Regions from separate parts of the Homo sapiens genome. Here region 2 is linked to region 1. A link is a loop called in an ENCODE intact Hi-C map of the cell type or tissue named here. Cell type or tissue: endothelial cell of umbilical vein. All regions are shown on one strand. Each heading gives the region's core, and the rest is flanking DNA. Links, peaks and the distances in the headings are about the cores only.

Region 1 (8,000 bases), core at 1-8,000:
GCAGAATGATTCCCCCATGAGGACTTCACAAAGCAGATCTTTTGGGAAACTGGAAACAGATTAAGAAGCACTTATCATAGGATGTTGCAATTATAAGCATCATTATCATCATCACATAGCTAGTGTATTCCTACTAGAGGCCAAAATCAAGCACACTACCTAGCAGAAATCTGAGTGGAACCAATGGAGCATGGTGACTTACCAAGAGGTAAAAGGAAGGCAACCATGCTAATTGCCAGGCATAATTCATCTCCAGAGACTCAAGTTGATAGGAAAAGTATAGTCATTGAGGCCAGGTGTGGGGAGGCCAGGTGCGGTGCCTCATGCCTGTAATCTCAGCACTTTGGGAGGCCAAGGTGGGCAGATCACCTGAGGTCAGGAGTTCGAGACCAGCCTGACCAACACGGCAAAACCCATCTCTACTAAAAATACAAAAATTAGCCATGTGTGGGGGCACATGCCTACAATCACAGCTACTTGGGAGGCTGAGACAGGAGAATCGCTTGAACCCAGGAGGGAGAGGTTGTAGTGAGCCGAGATCATGCCACTACACTCCAGCCTGGGCAACAGAGTGAGACTCTTGTCTCAAAAAAGAAAAAAAAAAGGGTCCTTGGAAGCTGCCAAGTTTTCCTTCTCTGTGAGATCTTCTTTGGGGAAAATTATTCTGTCTATCATTCAAAGGACCAAATGATTACTGGTCTCTGGTCTTTCTGGAAGCTAGGAGGCTCCTGGTAACATAGAATAAAAGTCTCTGACACTGGGAAGTCGAGTGTCTCCATTCAGGTTGAGTTCTCTGAGTACCCTGTTATATGGTGTCTGAAAGGAAATATTTTAAAAATCTTTACCATATTTTGGCTTCTCTTTGCCTCACAGTAAGATTCCCCAAGTTTTAGTTTCATTGCTTTCCTTTCCGGGCAATCCTGGTAGAGATCATCACCTGCTAGCATCTTGATGCCTTTGTAATAAAATCATGAAGTATCTCCCAAGAACCTGTGACTATATTACCTTGCATAGAAAAAGGGACTTTACAGATGTGGTACTCAGATGGATCAAGTCTAATCATATCAGTCCTTAAAAGGACTGTGTTCAGAGAGATGCAAGAGGAAAGAGGAGGCTGGAAGGATACAAAGTGAATGTGGGAGGCCTCTAGAAGCTGGGGACTCTCCTCAGTAGTACAACTACAAGAAACTGAATTATTAGATCAACAACTCCCCCCCTCCCGGCACCAAAAAAGCAAGGAAACAGATTCTCCCTAGACCTTGCAGTAAGAAATCCAGTCTTTGTAATACGCTGATTTTAGCCCAGTGATACCTGTGTCAGACTTTTTACCTATTTAACTATAAGAAAATAAATTTATTGGCCGAGTGAGGGGGCTCATGCCTGTAATCCCAGCACTTTGGGAGGCCGAGGCGGGTGGATCACTTGAGGTCAGGAGTTCGACACCAGCCTGGCCAACATGGTGAAACCCTGTCTCTACTAAAATTACAAAATTAGCCAGGCGTGGTGGCCCACACCTATAATCCTAGCTAATTGGGAAGCTTAGACAGGAGAATCACTTGAACCCTGGAGGCATAGGTTGCAGTGAACCAATAATGTGCCATTGCCATTGCACTCCAACCTGGGCAAAAAGAGCAAATCTCTATCTCAAAAAAAAAAAAAAAGAAAAAGAAAAAAAAGAAAAGAAATTTATTATTTTAAACATTTAAAAATGTTTAAGTTTGAGGTAATTGGTATGGAAACAATGGAACACTCATATACTATATGACCCTGAAGTATCTATGAGACTGTATCTTTAATAAATATCAAAGAAAAGCAAGATTCAATTTATGTAAATCATACAGGAGAATGAATGACTTAGAAACTCCTTTCTCCAACCCAGGAGGTTGAAAACTTGCAAGCTTCCAATGAGTATTCTTTTCCTATCAACTTGAGTCTCTGGAGATGAGTTATGCCTGGCAATTAGCTTGGTTGCCTTCCTTTTACCTCTTGGTAAGTCACGGTGCTTCATTGGTTCGACCTAGGTTTTTGCTAGGTAGTGTGTTTGATGTTGGCCTCTAGTAGGACTACACTAACTATATGATGTTGATGATGATAATAATAATTGTAACACCCTGTGATAAGTGCTATTATAATAATAATTGTAACACCCTGTGATAAGTGCTATAATGGAAGTCAATACCAAGCCCAAGTTGTATAAAAGAGAAAGCAACAAGCTCACCCCAAGGGATGGCAGGAAAGAGGAAGTGAAGGTGCTTCATGGGATTTGAAATAGTGAGTAAGGGAAAGTGTGAAAGTTGGACAAACTGGCAGGACATTTCAGTTAGAATTAATGTCACAAAAAAGGCATGAAGAGGTGAATGGGAATAAAGGATGTGAGTAGCACGAGGCCAAAGATGTTGTAACATAAGTATTCAGGGTGCAGACATGCAAGACTTGCGATGACATAAAAAGGAGGTTGGGATTTACAAATGATAGGCAAGCTATCACAGAATTTTAAGCAGAGGAAAACAAAATTGTATTTATGCTTCTGGGGCAACACGAAGGACAAAGGGAGGTGAGTTAAGTAAGAGGTTAAAAAAAATAAAAACAGGTTAGGAGCCCATGCAATAATAATTATGCAAAAAATTATTTAGGGCCTAAGACAAAGTGATAGACACAAGGTGAAGATCTGAAAGTATTTAGTTAGAATGTACAGGATTTGATGACCTTTAGGGTGAAGGATGGTTGAGGAAAAAGTCAAGCATCATCATTAATCATCATGGTCATCAGTGTAGCTAATTTTTCCTGTGTCTTAATACGTGTGTGCTATTTTATTAAACTCTTTACTTGGATTATATCATATGGCCCGTACAATAGTGCTATGAGAAAGGTATGATTGATACAACCATTTTATTGATGAAAAAACTGAGACTTCAAAAGGTAAAGTAACTTTCTCGAAGTCACATTGTTAGTATCAGAGCTGAAATCTAAACCTCGGTGACTGAACTCAGAATACACATACTTCAAAAGCTATGCTCTTAACCACCACAATTCTTTGTCTTCCCATGGCTGACATCCAGGTTTCTGGCTTGGGTGACTAGATGGATGAGTGTCTTTAGTTAGGAAGGTCATAAAAAGAGGGATAACTAGCTAGAAGTTGGAAACATGTTCAATTTGAGATATGCTGGGTTTGAGGTGCCTATGAGAGGGCCCCTGATTTTCTGCGCCTGATTTCTCACAAAAGTGTGGATAGGAGATACCTGTTTTCTGTCTGATTCTCATGCTGGCTCAAATATTAATGTAATTAGCAGGTATACAAGAGGCAAGGGCTCAGAAGATGCATAGTTATAATACAGATTAATTTTAGATATTAGAAAAGGGGAAAAAAGGCTTCCCCAAGTCTCCAAGATAGTACAATATTGTTACCTACTACAATGGCTGTCAGGGACAACATAGCTTCCAAGTCAGGTTAAAACCTAACTGTGGGGTTATGACGGTGCCTCTCTGGCATGCCTCACTTCCTCTTCTCGTCTACCTGCTTCAGTCAGCTTCCTCTGTGTCCTCACATTTTCCTGCCCAGTGGCTCCTGAATCATAACTCGGATGTAGAGCTGGATGGAAACCCCACGAGTGTCTGGCAATTGGATATCATGGCAGTGTTCCAGTAGGTAGTGCTAAAAATGTTAGTTTAATATAATCTCTTATTCCTCATTTCTTAACTGTCATTTTTTTTTTTTTTTTAGTTTGCCTTCTTTTCCTGGTTCTGAATATGATGCTGACACATATTAGCCTGCAAGAAGTGATCTACTTTCTGAGACTCAGTTTTCTCATCTGTAAACTGGGGCTACTGATCCTTACCTTACAGGGCTATTGTGAAAGTTAAAAGGAAATGATGTATATAAAACATACATAGGAAAATCTTAATAATGTTTTGTTCCTCCCAACCTACATTTACGAAGGTCACAACATATCTGAAAAAGCAGTTGCATAAAATAAAAACAGAGAACAGAGATGGCAGGATCTATTGGAGGATATGACACACAGAGACTTATAAAGTAATAAGTTTTCACAGGCCCAAGCAGAACAAAGGATTTAACATACAAATACATAAAAATAAGGGAAATGCAAAAAAAAAAAAAACCTTAAATATACGTGACAAAGTTTCTGTTTTAATGACATAATAGGTACTTAACAGGAGTAAATGCTTGTAAAGATAGATGACTTCTCTCACGCATCAGGATTCCATGATACACAAAACCATTTCAATGATGTGCTTAAGTAGAACAGTAATTCAGGTGATTGTTATTTTTCCTGTGACTCCTGCTTCTAGAAACATAATTGCTGTGACCTTGGCTGTGGAATATACTTTCTGCCATTTAGTGCACTTTCTTGCATATTCATTCATCAAGTATTTATTACTCACCGCAAGGTGTGAGGCAGTGTGTTAGAAGCAATTTTGTCTTTTCTGCATGATGGGCATTGTTGTGACTTGATTAGGACAGAGCTGGAGAGTTTCTTGTATCATTAGGTTTCTTTTGAACACCGGGTATGAGAAAGACCCAACCTTTCTAAATCTGATTATGTTGGATTTGAGAAGTGTCCCAAGGATCCCTCAGCAGTGGCCGCTCATATCCACTGCCTTGGTAAGTTTTAGAGTTGTGCTAGGGAGGTTGGCAAATGGGCCTGGACATTGGCCAGGAGTAAATCATCCTCACAGTTTAAGGTTTGTGGATGGCTCAGCTAGGAAAACATGGGTTTGGAAACTTTAGAAGAAGGAATAAAGGCCAAACTAGGCAAAAAGGGAAGGGAGGTAGACTGGGCAAAGGGCATAACACATATGGAAAAGAGGAACTATTTTAGGATGGCACCTTGCCAAATGCAGTACTGTGAAGAGGCTTTTGCTGCCTAAATATCTAAAATGATTTTCTGACTATGCAGATAGCTTGAAAGTCTTACAAAATATCACATTAGGTTAAAGAGAATCTAAGGGGATATGATTATCAGCCCATAATCCTTCCACTTGGGAACTGAGAGATCAGGCTATATATTTGCTATTTTGATTATTTAGGCCGTTGCACATGATCAATAATTCAAATAATGAACAGTGCACAATATTAGCATTGTGTCCAGAGTGCTTTGCTGTCATTACCTGTCAACCTGTATGACATCTCTATGTTGTAGTAAACATGTGGTTTGTATTATCCTATTTTACCACAGAATTAAATGTGGATAGAGAAGTGCCTTGCTTGAATAAGGGCAAGCTCCTTCACCATAAAGAATAAACACAGGAGAGGTTATGTCTGCTGATCTCCACTTGTCTTCAGTCCATACATTATTCCCTTCAAGATAAACACTCAATGATGAAGGATTCAATATTTAATTTCCTTCTAGCTTTTTTCCAAGATCACTTAATTGAACTCTCATTACAGGTGCAACCAATTCTTTTTCAATTTGTAGCTGAGAATTGCCATGCCACATAGATTCCAACCATATTTTAATGAAGGCTTTTATTAGAGCACTGGCTCCTATTGCCATGTGTGAAGGAGCTCTCGGATTTTTCCATTAGAGACCACGCTATGGATGGGTTTATAACTAGGAGGTAAACCTTTTCGTCAGGTTGAAGTAGGGCAAAAAAGGTTTTAGCCTTAAGAGTACTTTGTTATTTCATAATAATAAATCAATTTTCCTGCAAGATCAGAGTGCAATAACAATTTTCTTTCAATGCTATCTCCTTGTATTTCTCCAGGTTTATATAAATGACCACCTTTCACACATTTATATCTTCAGAAAACATTCATTTGAGGTCAGGGAAAAGGGTTCAAGAGTCAGGCAGTTGAACATTTTGTGCTCGATGCTAATGCAATATCTATAAAGGCCAGATAGATTTTGCACCAAAGAGAATCTCTGTACCAAAGGCACACACTGCGGTCTCCGGCCCAACCTTCTCATAAATGCATTCTGTTGGTCACCCAGGGACTAAACAAGTGTGTGTGGGTGGTTCTGAACAAACCTCTGACCATTAGCTGCAAAACAACTGAAGGGACAGGTCCTAGAAATGAGAGTCAGAATTATTATCTGAACGACTGAAAGAGTTCTCTGTGTTAATGGTAATACCTTCACTTTTATAAGGGAATTTCCTCCTGCAACCCAAGTTAATGCATGTAGAATTTTAAAGGGAATGGCTTTTGGTTTCAGATTTCTATTCATTGCTCTTAACAGCTAAATGGGATAACAGAAAATGATTACTGGGTCATCAGAAAATGCTGCAGAGCCTAAATGAACTTACATAATTTTACCTAATTAAACACACACACACACACACACACACCCTCATACATACACAAAAGAGAAGGCCCTTTATTTTTGGCAAAATCTCTACCAGTTCCCACAATTTATTGCATTCTTTCTTATGTCTGTAAGCTTGAAGAATTTAAACGTTTTCTTTGAGTCATTCAAGATTGAAGTTCACAGTGGTGTTTCTTAAAGTATAAATGTATGCACCGTATCTCTTTTGAAGGATGCATATTTTTTGGATGCATCTGAATTAAACAGCTTTCTCAACCGGTACAACTAGTCCTTATTACTGCTGTTGGCAGGCAAACAACTATCATGGTCGTTGCCAGACCTTATGTTTGCTGTGTTCTTTTATTCCTTTTCATGTATCACTGTCTTTCAGTCTCAACCTCCATAGGTACTTTCTTTAACATAAATTGGACAGGATTTTAAAACATCATTTAACAACAACAAAACCCCTTTTTACTTCTTGACAACGGGATTCTTTTAAAAGGAAACAGACTACTTTAAAAACGACATGTCACAACTAAATGGTCATGCCATTGAGCTATGTAGTAAAAGGTATTAACTCCTTGGAATTCCTACACTGACCTCTTTTTTGCTCTCTTTGTCACTGTTTGTAGTAAAACAGTGGAAGGTAGCTGGCTAGAGGCTACAGTTACGCAGAAAGAAAGGTCAGAAAGGCAAGATGGCTGCAAAGGTGGGCAATTCACATACCCTCCTCCCAATAACCGTCTTGTCATACTGTCTACAGGCAAACTCCTTTTGCTTATATGCAGCTCTGAAAATTATGCTTATTAATGCCATGATCTCAAAAAGGCAAATTATTATTATCATTCATTCTCATGGCCCACTTTCATGCTGAACAATTATGACTTCGGATGAGAAATAACAGTTTCATGTCAAAATGCTCATACATTTATGGAAATACATAGCTGTCACTCTGCATAAAATTAGAAGCCTTCAATTTTCGTTTCAAATTATTCTTCATGGAGACAGTGAATACAAACAAAAAACTTGTATAGCTGGTTTGAAATGTAGTATTCTACTCTAATAACAGAAAATCTCCAGCCAAAGTGATCAACACCTAAATTATAATAAATCTGTCTTTGTGCATGTCTTGTAAATGGTGAGCTGTCAATAGTCCATATTCAAGTGACAATAAAGGTAACAAAATGAAAACCTCTGAGCTTTCATTTTAACTGGGTTATTGCAGAGTTTAAATACTCCTAAACATCTTAATGTCTTCTTCAACACTCAAAAAAAATGTAAATACATAATGTTAGGAAAAAAATACGTCACGATAAACTTTCCCTGGTTTATATAGAAGTTTTGGGACATCAAATATTCGTATTAATAAAATGTCATAAGTTTATTATATATTCAAAAAATTAGCATGTATTAATATGAACATAACACAAAAAATATGCTCACTGCTATTTAGTTTATGATGTTTTAAAAGCACTTCAGAATAGCTGGCCTCTGTATCTGCAAGTTCCATACCCATAGGTTCTGCATCCACAATTCAACCAATGGCCAATCAAATTTACTGGGAACAAAGAAGAATAAAAAATAACAATAAAACAATAAAAATATTTTTAAAATTACAGTATAACAACTCTTGATATAGCATTTATATTATACTAGGTATTATAAGTAATCTAGGGATGATTTAAAGTATAGGGGAGGATATGCTTAGGTTATATGCAAATACTATACCATTTTGTA
Region 2 (17,162 bases), core at 3,479-11,478, 310 kb after region 1:
CAAAATTCAAAATAATGCCCTGTTCATGGGCCATTTGTGTAACACAAATAGTATATCAATATATTAATGAATAGAATAGAATATTAACAAGAATTTAATATACACATGGAATATAGGTTGCCAAATAAAGTCACCATTTAAATTCAAATTTTATAATAGGGAGAATGGGATTATAAAGTTTTACAAAATGGAAAAAGATCTTAAGTAATGACGAAAATCCCAAACCGTTATATTTTAAATCTTATTGTCTTATTGTTCACGTTCTACCTGTTTGAAATAACTTTTAGTAATTCCAACGTTCCCTGAGATATCACATTTTCTTCATGGAAGAAAATAGCTCTAATGTACCTTCAGTAAATTATAACAATATAAATAATCCTACTACACTTGTAAGTCTTGATCAAATAATTTATCAAAGTGAAGTATATAAACTCTATATGAAATCACTAAAAAGCCTCAGTTACTATTTGTCTCTAATTAATATTCAATTTTTGAATAGAATCCTTCCTCCCTTTGGAATTTTGTACATTATTTAAAATTATTTGTCAATTCAAATAACTACTGATTATACATTTTTTAAAAAGCAAAAATGAAGATCCCAGGTATTCATTACATAAAGAGGTTACATGTTTAGTTACTAACATCCAAGGCTAGAACACAAGTCGATTTTCATTCATTCATTCAATAAACGTTTATTGATTTCCAGTTATGTACCAGGTACTGTTCTCTAGGCGATGAAGAGAAATACACTCAGCTCCGAACAAACCAGACAAAAATCCCCTACTATGGTGGAGGTTATACAGACTACTAGTACAGTATTCCTTCAAAACAAAAAACGCTTTCCTTCTTAGATGTTGTTATTAAAGACCGTGGCGTGAAATAACAGGGACTTTTGGCATCAATCTTGTAGTAACATATGTATTAGAACACTTGGCACAGTTAAACAGGTAATGAAACTGGTGACTTTTTCTACCCATAAGAAAAAGAATAGATAACACTGTCACTTATGTGTAAAGTGTTGGACAGTAAGTAATACAGATTTAAATTAGAAATGACAGATGCACTGACTTGTAACATAATGGTTGCTGAAGTGAACTTTTATTCCTTTTAGCTCTATAGTTAACTATTAAATTGCTCAAGTTTTATTTTCAAGGTGTGAATATTGTGACAACCATTCACAATATTCACAACGTTCTATGCTGTAATCACTTTTTCTGGTCAGTTCTGTCATAGAAGTGGTGGTTGTCACATGGAAAAAAACTTTTACTAATGATAATCTCAACCTGGATTTTATCAACTCAATATTACTTGATTACATGTTTGAACTTGTTGATCTTCCAAGCATAGAAAGTATTCCATATGACAATATGAGAGTACTCATTGTGACTGTTTTTTAAAAAGCAATGACAATTTTCAATTCATTTTCAAACATTACAAGTAACCTCTTTTCTTCTCCTGTAGATCTACCATTCATTGGGTGTGTCAGGGAAGAAAAAAGAATCATTATGGTTACAAAAAACTGATGACAAACATTGGTATAAAAAACAGTATATCAATTGGATGTTTCCCAATAGGCATTTGTTGAGAACCATATGTATACAATAAGACCTTCATATCATTGCCTGATTATTTACTCTTTATAGAAAGTGTCTGTGCTATTTCAATACAAGCAAAATATAAGAAAATCACATTCTAAGAAAATAGTTGCCCAATATTCAATCTCTTCCCCAACTTCTGCTTTTCCTCCACATGCACTGCCACCATCAAATAAATAAATAAAAGTAAGCAAGCAAACACATTAGTCTATTTATTTTCTAAATTATGCAAAACATAAACAGAATTATAGGTAGAGGAAAGTTGACTATGCAGTTCTATTAATGAAGCACCACCTACAGCACCTCCAAAGAGACAGCATGGGCCTCAGCAGGTAGCTCTAATTGTAGGCATATGTAGCATTAGAAAAGTAGGCTACAGAAAAAGAAAAAGCTACTGTGTGGCCTGTCACAAGTGAACTAATATTATGTACATAAAGCGTAGCTGGATATGCAGTGAAAATACTAAACTAAAATTTCTATACAAACCAGGAGAAAGTGAAAAAAGTACATATTCTTCTGTTTCATAAGTCAAATCAAAGTTTGTCCACTTAAAGCTAAGTCCTAAGATGTCAACTGCATTAGTTAGGTCTAGTCTCAGGCTGGAACTTAATTTCCTGTGATATATCACTGTGGTTTTTGAATTTACATCAGTAGTAGTAACTTAACTTGCATTTGTTCCAAAATGAATTTCATGCTCAACTTGTTTTTCTTAATTAAACTTCCTTTAGCGGTCCCTAATATGTGTATTATTAAAACTCATTAGTCCCATCCACAATTGCCTGTCATTTTTTTGACTACACATTCATATATTGAAGTGCTGTGTTGCTATATATAGGAAGAAAATTAAATAATAAATATGGGGACTTGAACGTTTTATGAGTGTCAGGATGACAGACTGCCTGCAAGGCCCATAAGGTTTCACACAAAAGAGGCATTACTGCTAAAGCTAACATGCTGACACATCTCTGATCTATAAAGTCTGCAGTAATGGCAGCAGTGAAGCGCTTTGCCATTGACTAGAATTTCTCTCACATGCAACGGAAATAGGCACAGAAGAGATTATACTGACTGTTATAAAAAGAATTCATATAAAAATCCCCCAAAAGTTTAATGTCTAATAATTTCAAACTCCTGGAATGATTCACTAGTTTTCCCTGACTTCACTTAAGCTTCGAGTTGACAGTCATTCTCTATCACACAGGTTAGCTACCAAATGGCTGTGGGGATTTTTGTTTGTTTGATTTTACTTTGTTTGGGGGATGACTCTTGAAGGCAGAGATTATTCAGATCATTTTATACCAACATAGTAATATTTGACATTATCAACATTATTTCATTAATAACAGAACAAAAGTGACCAGCAAATGGGTTACTATTAAGGAATCATTTTTCTTAGAAATCATTTTCTTAGAAACAGAATGTTGCTATCCCACAGGATTATATGGTTAGCTACCTCATGATGTTTTAAATTATCTCTTAAAAAGCAATAAAAACATTAGACTCATCATGAGTGTTCACAAATTTGATATTTTTCAATGCTTGGCAAATTCAATATGTCAAAAACTTGAATTTTAAATTAATTGAAAGTTGGTTTTTGTTCTTTTTTATTTCTCAATAAAGCAAAAGAGATGGAAGATTTGCACTTGGAAGTGTCATGTGTTAAATTTCAACAAGTCATTTAAAAATAATTGCCCTTATCACTTTGCTTCTAATTAAGAGTGTGTTGCTAACTTCTTTTTAATGTAAAATAACATTTAATGTAGTTAATCATCTCAAAATCATAGAAAGAATCTATAGCAAATGTGTTAGCTTTTCCTGAATGTTAGGCCAGTTGCAACACATAAAAGGTTTTTGAGGGACAGGTGCAGCTGTCAAGCAAAACTCCAGTGAATGCAACATCAGTTTTTACATAGTGATAAGCTTAGAGGAATCCAATGTTATTTCTTGTCACTTATATCAGAAACTGTGCTTGCAGATTTCCAGGGCTAATTGACAGCTTCCATCTCTTTACCCCAAACTACCACATTTTGTGTTACTCTGATAGAAAATTCACAACTCATCAAGGCTACCATGTTCTTTTTAATAATTAGGACCAAAAACATGTATTGGGTAAGATGGAGCTAAATGGAATTAATTTTCTAAGTGAATTCCTCAGGTTTTTCAATAATTCCTAGAACAATCCACTCTATTAGGGAGAGCATTTATCTAACTGGGTACCTTGCTCTTCGTTTACTGGCCGCAACTTTTTAAAAAATTTTGGTGTGTAGTTTTGTATATACTTATTTCCATTGTTATTGGCTTTCCAAAGTGGATTTACTACCTACAAAGTTTACTGAAAGTTTTGTGTATGTACTGCTTGTAGAAACAAAGGATACAGCCCCTCCAAGTAGATTATAACAAAGAGAAGGTCACTTTCTCCCTTTTCATTTTAACTGACAAAAGAGAATATAATAGGGGAGTAGAAAGTATTGTTTATTCTGACAGAAATGTATTTTCCAGGCACTACAAAGGCACATTCAGTTAAGTCTTCCATTTTAACACTATGGCACATGCAATGACTACTGATTTAATGGTTTTGGAATATGCAAATCAATTTTAAAAGGACCTTCTTTTTCATGTTTCAAATTATCTATCTATTTTTATATCAACAGCCATATTCTCTATTAGCTTAAAAAGAGAAATTCCAACCCACCTACCACTCACCTTCATTACTTATTTGCTATTACCACTTAATGATATTTGCTAGCTGTCTTTTTAAAATCCGTTTAAACTTTGAAAATATTTTAAATACTATTAGACAGTGTGGCTAGGATCAGTGGCTAGACTGTGCCAATACACAGAACATCCATTCTTCTACTCTCAGTCTGCACGTGAACCACGTGACTTATAGCAGAGTAAAAAGAGACTAACCTAGCTTCTCAGATATCGCCTTAAAACTAACAATTGGGTTATAGCAGAGTAAAAAGAGACTAACCTAGCTTCTCAGATATCGCCTTAAAACTAACAATTGGGTTTGTAGAAACTATTTATTGTTATTTCTATAATCTCTAAATAAGCCTACACAACGTCTACTGAAATAAGAAATATCTACCTTTTCCACTTTAGAATTCCTGGGAGACAAAAGTTTTATATTTTGCTATTTCATCTTTAGAAAACAAATCTCACATGCATGCTTCAAAATTAGATTTCAGAAACACACATACACACACAAATCCAGGAAGAAAGTTTGGTTAGACTAATCTTTTAATAGTCAGAACGTCGCATGTATCTGGAATTCCTGAAAAAAAGTACTAGAGAATGAGTGTGCTTCAGATGACATTGAAGAGTTGCCTTTTGATGAGTTCACACACACAGACTTCAGTGGTAAAACCACAAAGGTATCTGCATACAGTCATAATCTGTAAACCAGAAATCCCTGAAAAAAGGTAACACTTTTATTCTAAAGATTAGAACATACAAAATGTATGTTTTATCTTTTATCTATCTCCATTTTATTCCAAAGCATTTGAATGTCTACAAGTTTAAAATTTAACGAATTGGCTTTAAAAAAAAAAGCCAACTAAAATTGTGATGTTGAAGTCTCAGATTCGTTAACCTACTGAACACATTTATATACATCCCTCAAATAAATCAGTTCTTTGTATGCAATTGTTCTGAAGCTACGTGGACTCCAAAATTACTTCAGAATAATATGCTTTTCTGGGTTCCAAAGCAACTTTTAGTTGCCTGAGTCAATTCATATTCACTGATTTGAGTGATTAATTATAGCTGCTGAAATTGATTTCCTTCTGCAAATAAAGATGAGTTTTTCTTGGGAGCTACAAAATTCTTAAAAAAAGAAAAAAATTCCTGAATTCAGCTGCAAGAAAATGTCTGGGAACGCGCGCGCACCGCTCAGTTGGAAAGAAAAGCCAGTAAGTGGCGAGGCAGGCAGGGCAGGGATGCATCAGAAATGCAGCCGTCTGCCTGGCGCACTCGCTAGCCTGGGCCCTCGGCAAAAAGCCTGCAACGTCTTCCTGGGCTGCTCCAACTCGAAGAAAGTTACCTCGGACTTGTATTATGGAAAGTCGTGCAAGTGAATTACAAGACAACATGTGTGGCCAGCCACCCACTTCTACTGTCTCTATCCGGTGCAGTGACCCTGTAACCCTTTAGTGTCCGGTTGAGAGAAGCGGGAAGCGGGAAGGGGTAGGAAGAGAGGGGTGGGGGAGGAGACAACATGAAAACAGCCAATTCCCCCTGCAAAATATCCCCCTAGAAGCCACGACAGCCGCAGAAACGGCGGCCGAAGCACCAGCGATTTCTACTTGGGCTTTTCCGCTCTACATGCAGGTTTTCCAAGGCACCGCTGCCTCCTCTCCTTAAAGTATTGCTAGGAGAAAGCACTGGATCTGGGAAGCGTCTCCCAACTGAGAGATTTTCAATGCAAAGTTGAGAGCTTGGAGAGCTGCTTGGCTCCCCCACCGACGCCACAAAAACAAGGTTTTTTAGCTCGATCTAGGTAGCTCCCTAGCGATCCCCCCGGGGATGCGCGAGGTGGTTTTATATTCCCCTTTCTCTCTCCATTTCACAGGCACCGCGTCCGCATCACCTTCCGCGCAGTGGCACAAAACCCTGGCAGCCCCCTCCCAATAAAAGAGCCACAAACTTACCCTCAGCAAGATAAATCCACAGAGGGAGCCCCCTCATCTTTCCCCGGTCCCTTTGCAATGATTCAAGGAGACGGTCTCTACAACACTTCGCCGTCAAATTCAAGCTGAAATGGTCCAAGTATTTACCAGTTTCTAGACGCTTTTTTGAAATCTCGAGCACCCGGTAATTCTTGTTCCAGGATTCAAGACGCTTCCTTTTCTCTTTTTTTGCTTTAAGCATCCGCAACCCCAGTTTTGCACCCCCCCCTCCTTTTTTATTCACCCACGGACACTTCTAAAACGTGTCGATTGATCCTTTTTTCTCTCCAGATGCAACCACGATCCAGAATCCTGGGGACCCAAAGCCACCTCCATGTAAATCCGACCATCAGGCAAGAAATACAAATGATCAAACAACGTTACTTCTTTCGGCTGCAATCAGATAATCCTACTAATCCAATAGATTTATCTCGATTGGAAATTGACCTCAAAAATGAATTCCCGGTGCTGATGTCCAGAAGAACAATTTCATAACCCTGTTCGGGTGACTGAAAAAAAACTCTGGTTTCTTTCTTTCTTTCTTTTTTAAAAAATCTTTTTTGGATTCTGGGTGCACTCCTCGCAAAAAAAAAAAAAAAAAAAAAAAAAAAAAAAAATGCCGAGGACCCTGGTTTTACCCTAATATAGGTTTCTACTCCAAATCGGTGCAGGATGAAAAATGGTACAAAGATACCCCTAGTGGCTCCAGGCGATATTGCAGGGATCTCACTTTTTTTTCCCATCCCCTCTCCTCACCTTTTTTTTTTTTTTTCTTTCTGCCCCTTTAGATAACTGGCTACTGCAGTAGTTAAAGAAGGCTGAACTGCAATTAACATGAATAGTATATGACTACTTGAATACAGCATCTGATGTTTCTTTGTTTTACGTTTAAAGACTGAATCTTCTGTGTTTCTGTCTCCTCTGGATTCTATTTTTTTTTTTTTGTCTACAAAAATTTCCCCAATGGCAGTTAGTAGCTAAAATGCCAATTTGAGGCAATTCGGTGATTTCAAAGCAATTGTATTTGTTTCTTTAATAACTATCGACCTAAAAGAAGCCTCACTCTTCCTGAGATATGCTGCTTTTAGAAAAACATTTAAAATTTTATTTCCTTTAAAGGAATATGATTGTGTGTGTGTGTATTCTTAGATAATCTCTTACTCATTTGGGACTTTTAGTGTTCATTCAGCAAAGCAAGTGATAGCTCCTGTAAGCCTGTGGTCACAGAACAAGACCTAAGAGTCATTACATAGGCCTCAATGTTGCTTACCTGAATGCTTTTAAATTCAATGACCTCAAGATTACCCCTAGCATTTCCGACAGGCTCCAGAGAAAGAGTCAATGCAAGGAATTTCAGGACTTTGTTTTCCCAAGCGCTCTAATCACACTTTGAGGGCTTGAAACACAAATTGGGCCTAGTAAACTAGAGAAGTTGAATTCTCTTTCATTGTGAGGGGTTCTGTAGCTGCAAGCAGTCCAAGACACTCTTTTTTAACTGACTAAATAATTAAGCCTTTTTAGTGTACAAGGTGTTAAGGAGTCAAAAGACCTTTCTTCTACCACTGGTGTTGCTATTAATTGGCTATGTGACTTTGGGCCATCACTTTTTGGCCCACGGCTAATTTATCTATTAACACTAAGGGGTAAACCCATATAAATCAATAAATATACATGTTCCTGGATGGGAGAATCAATATGGTAAATTAATCTATAGAAGTAATGTAATTATTAATAAAATCTACTACAATTTTTTTGTGGAAGCCTAAAAGTTAATTCTAAAATGTGTTTGCAAGGGCAAAGGGTAAGAAATTATCAATATAATCTGAATAATCTGAAGAAAAAGGTTCAGGAAGTTCCAATATGAACTATTAAGGCTTAACATAAAATAACAGTAACTGAGGCAATGCAGATGTGGTTCAGGGCTAGAAACTAGTCCAATGGAACAGAATAGAAAGTCCAGAAAAATATTCATGGATTTGTGGAAACCTGATAAATAACTGGTGACATCAGAAAGCACTGAGGGAAGATGACATATTCAGACACTGAATTAGCCATATGAAATAATGATAATACAAGATTGCAACTTCACATGTATGTATGTTAAGGTGGGTTAAAGACCTAAAGATGCTGAGCAAAATTTTACAACATTTAGAGGGAAATAGCTTTATGATTTTGGGTAGATGAGAACAGAAAGGTTTACTAAACAACATAAAAAAGCCAAAGTCCATAAAGAAATAATATTAAATTTGATATATTAAAATAAAGCAATTATATAAATCAAAATGTACACTCATAAAAGATATTTGCAATGCATATAATCAAAGAAGGATTACTATCCAAAGTACATAAAGGGGCTTATAAAAGATAAAAAATATAATAGGAAAGAATGGGTTAAGGAAATGAATAGTTGATTGACAGAAAAAGATTCTCAATGTCCAATAAGCATCTGAAAAAGGTCCTCAATCCCCCTAGTTATTAGAGAAATGCAATTCAAAATAATGAGATTTTTGTTTCCCAGTCATGAAATTGGCAGAAATTTACAAGTCCAGCAAAACTTAATATTGATGAAAATGTGAAGAAATTACAGAGAGTATATGATAGTACAAGTTCAGAGAGCAGTTTAGCAATAGTTGAACATTTTTATGTCCTATAATCCAGTTTTTCCACTCCTAGAACTATTCATTCCACAACTATTTGAAAGAGAAAAAAACAGTAGGAGAGAGAAATAATCTAAACACCTTCAGATAAATAGCTGGACAAAATATTTATAGAATATTCATATACTGCAATAGTAGAAACGGTAACAAGAAAAATGAATGTTACCTCAGCTCCTTGAGTTGATATAAATGAATCTCAAAAAATATAATATGCAGCAACAACAACAAAGGATGTTGCGGAAAGATGCTTATAGGATGATGATATTTGTATATAAAATTCAAAAACAGGTAAAATAATTACATCTATTATATTTGATCACATACCTATATACAGCAAAATATATCAACATGTATGATAATGACAAACATGATATTCAGGGTAGAGGTTACTGTGGGGAGGGTGCCAAGTAAATGAAATTGGAAAGGCATCACCAGAAGCTTCAACTGTATCTACTGTGCTCTATTTCTCAGCCTGAATCTTGAGTACATGGGTGTTTACAATATTACTATATAAATTGTTTATATGCTTTAAATATTTTATTAAAATTAAAGATTTAGACTACATTATTCCTGTGAATCTTTACCATATTATAAAATTTTCTAATTAAGTCTGAAAAAATGAAATATCAATATTTCATAATGTGCTTTTTATATGGAGATTTTTTTAAAAAACTGTACTACTAAATATTTCTAAGAAGTGTAAATGGAATGGTGCTTATTTACTTCTATAATTGATATTAGAAATTCTAGCTAGGAAGCAAAAATTACCACCTAAATGGGAAAATATGGTTGAAATTGAAAAAAATATATATGTAATCCTCAACTAGCTCTTTCTTGTATTTTCCTTTGATCTCACAAATAGTAACAGGGCCTCTGAAATTGTGAAACAGTCAATCAACTGATTGATCATGTTCAGTCTGACCAGTTAACTAAAAACTACCAAAGCCAGAGTAGCCATAAGCTGAAATTACAACATGAAAGAAAACTCACCCAGAGTATTTAAAATATGTATGTGAATTCAAATAAGAAGACTTTGTTGATATGAAATATGGGGACTGGAAATCTCATTTCACAATCACTAGGCATTATATTTCATAATCCATGCAAAAGAGATACCAAATATTAGAAAAGGCATTTTTTATAACTCAATTGAGCAGTTAATACTATTCAATGCACCCTGGACTCAGGAAAAATGCTTGAGTTAATTGTCAAACAATCAATTTTCAACTATTCTGAATAGATTTCCTGGAAATAACCAAAACAGATTTGTGATAAGGAAATAGTGATATGCCAATTTAATTTCCTTTGATAATAGAAAGATAAGGGAGAAGAAGCAGATGTACCATTATATTTCTGAAATTTGGAGAGGCTGACATTCTTTCAGCAAACACTTATTGAATACCTCCTGTATACTGGGCATAATCCAAAGTATATCATAGGAGAGTTGACTTTAAAACAGCCAACTACCACAAATCCTTAGTTTCCTATTGATGATTTATTTGTTGAGTGCAAATGGCTATTACTATTATCAATTAATATTTCAGCATCCATACTGAACAAGTATTAGATATTAATATAGAACTGAAGGTTCATTTTTCAGTATGTTTAAGTGTAAAATGAGTTCACAGAGTAAGGTAGTCAATGAAGAAAGAGGAGTAAAAGGAGAAGTGAAAGGAGAAGGAGGGATAGAGGAAAGGTGTTTGAGAATAAAAATGTGAATCAAATTCATTTATCTCCCTGGTGATTTACTGACAGAGAGGATAGAAACATACTTAATATTTGTATCCTTCATGATACAAATTATTAGTAAATGACTGACTTAATAGATCAAACAATAAAACTAGTTGCTATATGAAGAGAATAAATTCTCTAATGAAGAGAATCTCTTCATTAGATGGGCTTGCTAATTTCTTCAGAAAATGAAATCAATACAGGAGGAAAGTAAAAATTAGTATGAATAATAATAATGGAAATAAAAGACCAAGATTGGTAAACCTGAGCACTATAGGGCATTCCAATTTAACCGTGTTATTAAAATTTCAGCTCTGATAAAAAACATCTTAGAATTACATATCTTATTTTGGTTTCTATACCAAATAGAAAATGATGGATTGATTAATACCAAATGGATCATGTGAGGAAGCAGCATAGTTTTCATAACAAATAGAGGAGTAAGTATTTCATTGTTGCTTTTAATACAAAAGAGTTATTTTGAGAAAAGGTGGGGTTTTTTTTGAAAAATCATATAAATGCACATCTTTTATGACCAGGTCAAATCAATTCAGCTCTGGCTTGTGATAAACGTTTTAGGATGTTGTGAAAGATAGCAGCTCAGTGTCTGAAAAAGAAGAAATAACCGAAATATTTCATGTACCCCATAAACATATATACCTACTATATACCCACAACAATTTTTTAAAAATAATTTTAAAAATTCTGAAGCTAGAAATAAAATAAAACAGAATTGTAAAGCAAGTCTGGAGAAAAAAAAATCCTCTACCATCTTCAGAACTCCCCTGATGTAACCTCATATTAAGTGCTCAAGACTTGAATCTAAATGAATGGCAATTGGGAATTATGAAAGAAACAAAAATAAAAAGTGGTGCAACATTGTAAGTTCTAACTACTGCAAAGGTGACTGTTTACAAAGAGGTTCTTTCTACGGGGAAGAATCTACTCCCACAATCCTGCTTAATTAGAAAAGACTACTTAAAATGCTTGACTGGTACTGACTATATTTCAGATACGTATTGGGAGAACACACCTGCCTGGATGCTAAATATACCAGATGTATCTTTATATTTCATGGAATAGAGATTGGTAATGGAAACTAAGGAAGTGATGATCAAGACTAGACATTTTGTTTGTTTGTTTATTTATCTTGAGACCTGGTCTCACTGTCTTGCCCAGGCTGGAGTGCAGAGGCACGATCATGGCTCACTGCGGCCTCAAACTCCCCGGGCTCAGGTGATCCTCCCATGTCAGCCTCCTGAGTAGCTGAGAATACCGGCGCCATGCCATCACATCAGGCTAATTTTTGTATTTTTTTCTAGAGACAAGGATTCACTATGTTGCCCAGGCTAGCCTTGAACTTCCGAGCCCAAGCAATCTGCCCACCTTGGCTGTGCTGGGATTACAGGCATAGCCACTGCGACTACCCAAGACTAGATATTTTAGCATGAGACTGCCACTTTTGAAATGGGGCTTTTTCATCAATGTTGGTTAGAGATGCTAAAAGATATTTACAGAGGGACTCTTAAAAGGGTTTAAATCAGAAATAAATCCAGATTTTCAAAACAGACTTGAATAATTCTGACTTGTTAAAAACTTTCAAATAATGGTGCCATTAGGCTAATAATTAAGATTCTGTTTTCTTTTAGAAAAAGGTCTTTTTTACATCTATAATTTATACATTTATTTAATTGGTAAAATTGAAAAATATAGAAATTTCCAATTTCAAATGTTTTAGCTAATAATAGCATGATGCATTATTTTGCAGAATATTTTCTTCATTTTTGAATGTAAGTACATTTGTGAGGCAGTATTTACGCTGACCCTCTAATAACCTCAGAGCAGGTTCTCTTGATATTTTGGTGGCTTTTAATTCCATAGTACCATGATTGATTTTGACATTGCAATGTAGTATAGAATGAGTTAAATTGTATAAAATTATCTTAGATGTTTCTTAAGTACTGAAAAAACACAATCAGGAAACCATCTTATTAAATATCATCTATTAATGCTTATTGTAAAATATTAGTTTATTTGAGTCTATGTTTCCAGTATTAGCAGAATATACTATAAAGTTTGACCTAATAGGATGGGAAACCACATGAAAATTAATGTTCTATAGTTCGAGATGGAAAGAGAAATTTTTAGTTATATCCCAGTGGTATTGACATCTCATTGACTTCACAGACAAGAGTTGGGTACTCTTTTTTTGGATAGGATTTTATGCTAATTACATAATTAAAAGTAAACACTAGCCTGAATTTTCATTATTGTTCAATTAGCAACTTAATGAGCATCTTCTACCTGTCCCAAAATATTTAGTTCCATGATTTCCAAAATATTAAATAAAGGAACCCTTAAAATTACATCTTCTTCTTCTTTTTTTTTTTTTTGAGACGGAGTCTGGCCCTGTCGCCCAGGCTGGAGTGCAGTGGTGCGATCTCAGCTCACTGCAAACTCCGCCTCCCGGGTTCATGCCATTCTCCTGCCTCAGCCTCCCGAGTAGCTGGGACTACAGGTGCCTGCCACCACGCCCAGCTAATTTTTTGTATTTTTAGCAGAGGCAGGGTTTCACAATGTTAGCCAGGATGGTATTGATCTCCTGACCTCGTGATCCACCTGCCTCAGCCTCCCAAAGTGCTGGGATTACAGGCGTGAGCGACCGCATCCGGCCTAAAATGACATCTTCTAAAGGAATGGTTATTTCTCTGTCTTCTTGTCTCTCTGTCTCTATCTATCTGTCTATATATCTGTCTATCTATCCATCTATCACCTATCTATCTACACATTAATCTGTCCCTTTAAGCTTTGATTACTTACAAGAAACTGAGAAAATATGTCACAAGTTTTTCAAAGATGATATATTTTTCTAAGATCATGTGTGTTTGGTTTTAGAGTTTGTTTTTGCTTGTATGTGAATAAAATTATTTCTGATGACCTAGAAACAAGCAGAATGATTTAGTTAAACAGAATGACAAAACTATGTTACATTCAATGCATAAGAAATTGTTCAACCTTCCAACCATCATAAAATTCATGACTCTCAGCCTTTTCTTGTGTCCTCTTCTATAAAAGTTTCCCAAACCTTCCCTAGTGATAAACAAGCTAACAAATGGTGGATTTGTTACAAAAGAAAACAATTAAATTTTGACCCTTTATTTATAAATTGTACTAGGAGGAAGGGAGAGAAGGAAAGCAGGACATGGTAATATTTCAGACATAGTTGTTTACATAGATGAAGCAGAAAAGGCAATGTGAAGAAAGTTCAAAGCATGATTTGTTACATCACAAAATAGACTATGAGGATAGATGGTTTATGTGATAACAGAAAGTATACTCATTATTTGATAGAATGAGAATATAATTCTTGGCTTATGTGTAATACATTAAACCAACTCACAATTCACATCCTCATCATTCATAAGTCTGGTGAAGCTAGAAGATATATCTTATAGCTGAAATTCATCATACAAGGACTCAAACTAATCATTAAAACAACTACAGTATATTTGAACAGTGGCCCAAAGAACTGCAGTTTTAAAGTTCCTTCATAGACTCACAGACTCCTTTTGCTAAACAGAAAAAAGCACAAGAAGATAAATGACTTAACTAAGATCACGTTGAGGTCAGCAGCATCGCCCAGATGAGAAGCTGTTGTGCCATGCCACACCTGACTCGATGTTTCTTATGATTGTTTTTTGGTATTACCGTTTCGTTGATCTTAAAATATTGGACCACAAGCAAAATTTAAAAATTGAAATTAACAAATCAAGAAAGAATAGCATTAAATATACTTAATACGGTAATTGGAATAATACCCTCCACCACCCTCCCCCGCCACAGATGTCTTAATTCCTGGAATCTGTGCATATGCCACTTTATATGGCAAAAGAGACTTTGCAAATGTGATTAAATTGAGGATCTTGAGATGGAGAGATTACTCTGGGTTATCTAGATGGGTACCAAGTAATCACAAGGGTTTTTATTAGAGGAAGGCAGAGGGTTCAGGGGTCAGAATAAGAGTAAGAGATGTGATAACAGAAACAGAGATGAGGGAGAAAGAGAGAGTCAGGTAGATTTGAAGATGCTACACTCTTAGCTTAGAAGACGAAAGAAGGAGCTACAAGCCAGGGAAAACAGGTGGTCTCTAGGCAAGAAAACGGAATTTTTTCTAGAACTTCCAAAAAGAACACAGGCTTTGCCAATCATTTTAGGTTTCTGACATCCTAAACTGTAAGATAATAAATTTGTGTTGTTTTTAGCCATTAAATTTGTGGGAATTTGTTATAGCTACAATAGAAAACTAATACACTTATTTAAAAATATTAAAGATATTAAAAATATTATGGAAATAATCAGTGCTGCCCATAGAAACATAATGTGAACCACACAGGAAATTTTAAATTTCCTAGCATCCACATTAAAAAATGAAGAATCAAGTTAAATTAAATTTAATACTGTATTATATGTAGCCCAATATGTCAAAATATTATCACTTCAACATATAATCAATATGAAAGACTATTATTGAGAAATTTAATTGCTTCCATATAAATATATTCAAAATCCAATGTGTATATTATATTTAGAGTACATCTCAACTTGGAATAATTCCTTTTCAATAGCTCAATGGCCACATAAGGCTAGTGACTACCATAAAGGATAGTGCAGCTTTAGATTATAAGAAACAAGTTAAAAAGAAAATTTTATATATTATTCCATATCATTCTAAAGCTCTGTCACAATCTAGATAAAGGATCACAAAGGCTTCTACAAATTATCAGGATGGTTTTACAGGCAAGTTTCTGAAAACTTTGTATTTGAGAATTATATTTAAAAAGAAAGATCTGAAAAGAAACGAAACTTAAAAACAACATGAAAGAAGAGTATGATTACCTAATGATACTGATACTGAGTTGACTGACGTTTGTAAAAATGCCAGCAATAATAGAAAGAAATTTATGTGGTATTTTTAGAAGAAAATGACAGCCAAGGATGGGATCAGAATAAGATTGCTTGGAGCCAACTATATAATATGAACAAATGACCAAGAGAAAAGCAAAACTATTAAATCTCAGCTCCAATTGCTTCATAGGGAAGAATGGTGTTTGAACTGGAAAAGAATATGATGGTGAAGAAATAAGAATGCCTGAAGGTAACTTAAATTTGTTTTAAGATTTCAGGTCCAAATTTGTTACCTAATTTAGAATACCAAAAGTACGTGAAGAAGTGTTCTTGGAACTAATATCTATTATTTTTAAGTCACCATGAAAAAGTGCCATGAAAATTAACTGTCCTGGTTTTCAAACAAGATTCCATAAACTGAAGTTTACCAATCTTGACATTAACTGAAATTCTAAAACTGATGCTCATATGTGTTTGCTAAGTGTAAAGTCACCATAATTTTTTTTTATTTTTTTATTTTTTATTTTTTATTTTTAGAATTACTGGAGCTGGGTGCAGTGGCTCACACCTGCAATCCTAGGGCTTTGGGAGGCCAAGGCCTTTGAAGCCAGGAATTTGAGACCAGCTTTGGCAACACAGTGAGACTCTGTCTCTATGCAAATTTTTTAAAAAATAGCCCGGCATGGTGGCATGAGACTGTGGTTCTAGCAACTTGAGAGACTGAGGCGGGAGGATCACTCAAGCCCAGGAGTTGGAGGCTGTAGTGAGCCATGATTGTGCCACTGCACTCTAGCCTAGGTGACAGAGTGAGATCCTGTCTGTGTTTTTTAAATAATTATTGGAGTGGCAGATCAAATGTGTCATTTGCATAGTTTATCTTAACTGCATCCAAGGGCTTTTACAAAAGTCACCCCTAGTTTTCTTGTGAACAAAACTGTGACATATGGGCTAAATGATGGTGTAGTTGAATAAATCCCTTAAAAGTTGAACAATCATTCTACTGTAGTATTCAATATATGTTCTCTCATGTTATCTTCTCTATTCCTTTTTTGAGTCATAAAATTCCTAAAGGAATTTGTTTTGTAATTGGGCTTGTCCATTAAGTATGTTAGTTTCATGGGAAATAGGAATGAGACTTTAGTAAGGTGCCTGCCTTAGATTACAGACTTTAAATAAATTATTTAAAACCATCAACTGTTTTGGAATTAGTATTTTCAATGATGCTTTAAAAATTACTTACTAATAAAGAGTTTAATTTAAATTATTTAAATATAAAATTTTAAATTGAATTTTAATTCAATTTAGTCAAAGTTTAACATCTATTTTCTCTCTGTGTCCTCAATTGAAAGACAGAAGTCAAGATCTTATATTTGGGTTACTCCCTGCTACACAAATATTTCTATTTAATTAATCAACTATACTTTAGTTATCAAAAGGTATTTCTATTGACAGCATTCAATTGACTTAAAAAGAACTTTACCTTATAAAAAGAGCACATTTAATAAAAACTTCAAAATTAATCTAAATTTAAAACAAATCGGTAATTAAACTGCAATTTAGCATCAAAACTAATTATGACTGCATATATTTTAAATGAACTTTCA

Evidence for each region. Hi-C counts contacts between places; a loop is a spot of excess contacts. Peaks named below come from ENCODE experiments on the same cell type or tissue, not always from the same donor. Only the 100,000 strongest peaks of a DNase experiment are listed, where the experiment ranks them.
Region 2: a loop joins it to region 1, with 2.7 times the contacts of the local background. A loop is called at or near these places in 3 of 110 quality-filtered maps.

The regions. Positions count from the first base shown.
Region 1 is chr3:173,888,295-173,896,294 of GRCh38, reverse strand. The region is part of intron 4 of NLGN1 (neuroligin 1); the gene reads right to left. Among named protein-coding and RNA genes, the nearest start is that of NLGN1-AS1, 29 kb to the left of the region's middle. In endothelial cell of umbilical vein, for the core only: no CTCF peak of the experiment used is centred there; a DNase peak (open chromatin) is centred at 3,534; H3K27ac peaks cover 717 bases.
Region 2 is chr3:173,574,120-173,591,281 of GRCh38, reverse strand. All of the region lies in intron 1 of NLGN1 (neuroligin 1), which reads right to left. Among named protein-coding and RNA genes, the nearest start is that of NLGN1, 180 kb to the right of the region's middle. In endothelial cell of umbilical vein, for the core only: a CTCF peak has its summit at 6,949; DNase peaks (open chromatin) are centred at 5,841, 5,931, 6,061, 6,961 and 1 weaker place; H3K4me3 peaks cover 1,463 bases; H3K27ac peaks cover 1,101 bases.